2 separate regions of the Homo sapiens genome follow, and region 2 is linked to region 1. Evidence: chromatin contacts called from ENCODE Hi-C or POLR2A ChIA-PET data. All regions are on one chromosome and are shown on one strand. The core of a region is the stretch at or near the end of the contact, and the rest is flanking DNA. Distances in the headings are between cores, read along the strand shown. Region 1 holds the start of ZNF93 (zinc finger protein 93). Region 2 holds the start of ZNF681 (zinc finger protein 681).

Region 1 (2,700 bases), core at 43-2,542:
AGCCTTAGCTTGGAGTCACTAGGCTCAAGCTTTGTCATGTCAGAGTTATTCACTTGGTTTTTGAAACTCAGTGTTTGAAAAATCCGTGAAATTACTCAAACACAGTATTTACATAAGGGAAGGAAATTTTAAGATGTCTATTTTTTTTTTAAGACGGAGTCTCACTTTGTCACCAAGGCTGGAGTACAATGGCAAGCTCTCGGCTCACTGCACCTCGCCTCCCAGGTTCAAGCAATTCTCGTGCGTCAGCCTCCCAAGTAGCTGGGATTACAGACGCCTGCCACCAATCCCGGCTAATTTTTGTATTTTTAGTAGAGACGGGGTTTCACTATGTTGGCCAGGCTGGCCTAGAACTCCTGACCTTGTGATCCACCCGCCACGGCCTCACAAAGTGCTGGGATTACAGGCATCAGCCACCGCGCTGGGCCAGGAAGGGGATTTAACCCTAACGCAGTTCCGGTTTTTGTGTCCTTCCCATATTGGCTGAGGTCCCACCGCACAATCTAAGCTGATCCTGGTTGGGCTAGACACAAACTTTTTCCATATAGGGTAAACGCGCGATGTTTTGAGAAAAGGAGAATGGGGAAAAAGAAGGGGTAGGGTTGATTTACAATTTTTACAACTTATGACCAGGAAGTTGAGTCTCTGAAGAGGAACTTAGCTGCCCTAACAACTCCTCAAGTGATCCGCCCGCCTCGGCCTCCCAAACTGCTGCGATTACAGGAGTGAGCCACCTTGCCCAGCCCCATAAATTTTTAATAGGAGAAAAGAGAAACTGTGAACCCAACCCACTAAAGCTCTTCCCATTCGTGAACCCGCACTCCGAGTCAGGATTCTCCCCTGACGACTCTCCCGTGGTCTCTGCACAATCTGGGAGAGAAGCGGCTCTGCGGGTGCGCAGCTGCCCAGCGAGGGCTCCAAGCCAGGGCACAGTCACCGCACAGTGAAGAGACAGGACGCCTGGGGGCTGCGCTATAAGCGCAGCCGCCATCTTATGGCTGAAGGGAACCGAGGCCGAGCTGGGCAAGAACTCCGGCGCAGATTGTGGAGCTGACTAAGGGGATACCTGAGTCCCGCCACCGTCACTTTCCACCGGTTCCAACCAGCCCCTCCCCGTCGCTTGGGATGTCGGACCGGCACTCTCACCATTTCTAGGCTTCCAGGGGTCCTGGTGTCTTAGCTGTGGATCTCCCAATACCTGCAGGTCACAGGGCCACAGAGGCTGGGCCTGTAGGAGCACAGGACACAGAGTAGTGAAGAGGAGACCTGGAGCTCCGGCTGCACCGAGAGACAAAGGACCCGCCAAACCAGAAGCCGCCCTGTTCGGTCCGGCTGCTTGCCTGATTGGACGTTTCCAGCCCAGCGTCCCTGATTGGATAATTCTTAAGGTCCCGCCCCCTCAGGACCTGAGTGACAGAAGATGTGATCACATGCTGGGCTGAGTGAAGAAGAGTAACAGCCTAAGCTGCAGCCTTTTCAGCCAGGGCTTCCTCTCTGAGCTGAGCCACGTCCACCCCAGAGCATGGGAACATTCTCTTTTTTACTCTCTCTTTTTGAATGTATTGAAAAGGTGAACAGAAGTATTTCGTTGTCATATTAATAATACCGTTGGAAGTAAAGTGTTTGGTGTCGCAAAGTGAAACCAGTACTCAGGCAAAAGTTTTTTTAGTAAGGCAATTTACTTCTGCAAAAGGTTTTTGTTTGCATTAATCACGATCGCAAGAGCACCCTGAACAAAGGAGGGAAGGGGTTTTTATTTTTAACGTAAAGTCTCTTCCTCTGTGTTACTCCCCCATGGGCTAGGGTCGGACCCCACAATCTAAACTGACCCGATTGGCTATTTGTAAATATTTTTCCAAATAAGGAAGGGAAGGGGCATGTATAAGTCACAGTGGTGGGACGTGTGGTTTTGAAGGGTGGGAAGGCTGCAGAGTGAGTAATCAAGGGAACAGATGTGAATTATTGATTAGAGCTGTTGGGAAGGAAGGTTGTTACAGTAACTAGGGGCAAGGAGGCATGGAGAACAAGCAAGTTGAGTTTGAGAACAAAGAACAAGAAAGTTAAGACTAAACCTTTGAAGAGGAATTTTATTGTATTTTACAATTTCCCCCTTTTAATTTTTATAATTAAAAAAAAACCTTTTTTTTTGAGATGGAGTTTTTGCTCTTGCTGCCTAGGCTGGAGTGCAATGGCACGATTTTGGCTCACTACAACATTTGCCTCCCAGGTTCAAGCAATTCTCCTGCCTCAGCCTCCCGAGTAGCTGGGAGTACAGGCATGTGCCACCACGACCAGCTAATTTTGTGTCTTTAGTATAGATGGGGCTTCTTCATATTGGTCAGGCTGGTCTCTAACTTCTGACCTCGGGTGATCCGCCCGCATCAGCCTCTCAAAGTGCTGGGATTACAGGCGTGAGCCACTGCGACCACACGCTTTTTAAAACTTTTTAAACATACCTTTACTTTGTTGTTTGACTTGATCTTTTAAAAGGAAAAGTTTATCTGAATAAGGTGGAGGAGAACTAAGGGAGGTTTTCGTAAGTGTCGTTTTTATAAGTCTTTGTACTAGCCCACAGATGCATGGTATGACACAACACCCAACAAGAATTAGTACACCTATTACAACTATAAGAGAAGTAAGAATTGAGGCTATGACTTTTTTTCGTTTACTGAACCACCTCTCTAGCCATTCTGAAAACGT
Region 2 (2,711 bases), core at 15-2,514, 3.9 Mb before region 1:
TTCCCCCAGCTCCACACTTTGTTAACCATTTCCTGGGAAGAGCTTAGGAACCTCCTGTGCTCTAGTGAGTTAGGGCCTCCCCTCACAGGGTATTGGCAAGGAGAAATTCTGAGACTCTGTGACTGAGAAGCTAGCACAGTGCTTGACAAGTACCTATGGGAACTGTCGTCCTCTGTAACTATCATGTAGCCTTGGAGTGTTGAGATGGCCTGGCCTGGCCTGAGGCTTGGCAAAGCTGTTTGAGGGTCAGCTGCTTTAGGCTCCCACTTTCTCCTCAATCAAAGTGGCTGCTTTTGTGTCTGTTTATTTATGGTTTTAAAAACCTGATATATAGGCCGGGCGCGGTGGCTCACACCTGTAACCCCAGCACTTTGGGAGGCTGAGGCGGGCCAATCACGAGGTCAGGAGTTCAAGACCAGCCTGGCCAACATAGTGAAACCCCGTCTCTACTAAAAATGCAAAAATTAGCCGGGCATGGTGGCACGCACCTGTAGTCCCAGCTCCTCGGGAGGCTGAGGCAAGAGAATCACTTGAACCCAGGAGGCAGAGGTTGTTGTGATCTGAGATTGTGCCACTGCACTCCATCCTGGGCAACAGAGCGAGACTCCGTCTCAAAAAAAAAAAAAAAAAAACCTGATATATAAATAGAAAGTGCAGCTGGAGGTGCCGAGGCTCAGTGTCTAGGGCTGTGCTTCATGGGCTTCCTTGCTGGCATGTGGCCAGGTGAACTCTGGGTGTAAGGTGGCTCCTACCCTGGATCTACAATCCCCACCACCTCTCCCAGGCCTGAGTAACCAACACAACGCAGTGCTAAAGAGCGCGTGAGTGACGGGCATCAAGCCCATCCAGGAAGATTTGAATGCCATCTGGGCTGGGGGCTGTCGGGGTAGGGACTATGGCTGCCAGAAACCAGGACGGTCATAAAAGATGAAATATTAAAATAATTGTTATTATATATATTTTTATTTTTGAATAGCTATCTAGTATATTATTTGAAATGCATGTGACCTTACACAGAAGGTTAAAGGCAAATACCCTGTTGGGTGGGCCTGGCTTAGCTCAGGGAGGGAGCCCTGTCTGAAAACGCTGCAACTTACGTTGTTAGTCTTCATTCAGCAGAGCATCTGATCACATCTTCTGTCACTCAGGACCTGAGGGGTGGGGTTTTAATCATTATCCAGTCAGGGACGCTGGGCTGGGAACTGTCCAATCAGGCATGCAGCTGGAGCAGACAGGGCGGCTTCCGGGATTGGCGGGGCCTTTGTCTCTCCCTTCAGCCCGAGCTCCGGGTCTCGTCTTCACTGCTCTGTGTCCTCTTCTTCTAGAGGCCCAGCCTCTATGGCCCTCTGACCTGCAGGTATTGGCGATCCATAGCTAAGACGCCAGGTCCCCCGGAAACCTAGAAATGGTGAGAATGTCGGGTCCGACATCCCGAGAGAGGGGAAGGGGCTGTGGCGGGACTCAGACCTCGCCGCAGTCAGCTCCACAATTTGCGCCCTGAGTTCTCCTCGCCCAGGCGGCCTCAGTCCACTTGGACCATAAGATGGCGGCTGCGCTGACAGCCAGCCCCCCGGGCGTCCTTTCTCCTCCCTGCTCAGTGACTGTGTCCTGGCCTGCAGCTCTCTCTGGGTGGCTCTGCATCCGCAGCGCCGGGTCTCTCCCAGATTGTGCAGGGACCACGGGAGGGTCGTCAGGGGCGAATCCTGACGGGTGCCGGGTTCATGAATGGGAAGAGCTTTGGTCCGTGGCGTTCCTAGTCTCTCTTTCCTTTCATTAAAAATGTATGAGAGTCAAAAGGCCTGGCGCGGTGGCTCGCGCGTGTAATTCCAGCACTTTGGGAGGCCGAGACAGCCTCCCGAGTAGGTGTAATTACAGACATTTGCCACCACGCCCGGCTAAATTGTTTTCTTTTCATATGGCCATTAGAAAAATAGATGAAGCAGTCATGGTCCCTACAATCCAGGAGCTTTTAGTCTAGCAACTGGATAAATGGTTAAATTAAGCATCATATAATTGGTACAATAAATAGATGTGTGCAGAAAATTTGGGCTCTATTTGTGCCACTTTATATAATTGTGACTTGCGATGTCATCACCTGAAGGGATATTTATAGACAGAAGAATTATTTCTATTTCCATTTCTTTTACCTTGTTAATACATATTTATCTTTTAATAAAATTACCCTAGAAAACCTTTATAAATGTGTTCAAATTGCTTATTAGTATATGTCATATAATTGATAGGGCAGGGTCTAAGAAAGATTAAAATTATACAAACTCTGAGATTTAAGGATTTTTTTTTTAAGGTAAGTTTAGGAAAAACAGAACTGGAAATACCCCAGTGGCATAGAGAACAGAATTCTATATAGAGTCCACTCCCTGCCCCAGTTCTGCTCAGGTTCACCTTTTTGGAGGCCTTATTTAGGTCTGGCCCTACCCTTAAGTCTTGCCTCATAGAACTGATTTTTGGAGATCGGAGTTTTGGCTGGTGAATTCTGCTGCTAGGGCTGGTGCTTACAATTCCTGAAACACAAAAGCAGATAAATTAAAAAAATAAAGTATATATTTTATGGTTATAATTTTTTATTAAAACTAGTGCTTGCATTCTATCTAGCAACTTGTTTTCTATTCTTACAGATCTAGTAGTTGCTCTACAAGTCACAAACAAGTAAACAGACACAATATAAATTTCTCTAAAATACATTAAATTCT

Evidence for each region. A loop is a pair of places that touch in the nucleus more often than their neighbours do. ChIA-PET counts read pairs that join two places held with the same protein, here RNA polymerase II (POLR2A). Pooled maps may share reads with other maps.
Region 2: a pooled map shows a loop between it and region 1 (5-fold over the local background). The contact joins the promoter of ZNF681 here to the promoter of ZNF93 in region 1. A Hi-C loop is called at or near these places in 3 of 50 pooled maps. POLR2A ChIA-PET finds 5 or more read pairs at or near these places in 3 of 52 experiments (activated B cell, activated T-cell and naive thymus-derived CD8-positive, alpha-beta T cell).

Annotation. Positions count from the first base shown.
Region 1 is chr19:19,899,538-19,902,237 of GRCh38, reverse strand. It overlaps ZNF93 (zinc finger protein 93), which reads right to left and starts at 1,292. Exons shown (of 4, transcript NM_031218.4): 1 at 1,147-1,292. The coding sequence starts at 1,149. RefSeq lists enhancers at 1-90, 639-1,188, 723-1,322.
Region 2 is chr19:23,757,444-23,760,154 of GRCh38, reverse strand. It overlaps ZNF681 (zinc finger protein 681), which reads left to right and starts at 1,264. Exons shown (of 4, transcript NM_138286.3): 1 at 1,264-1,408. The coding sequence starts at 1,406. It also overlaps a transcript of RPSA2 not described here. RefSeq lists an enhancer at 1,066-1,584.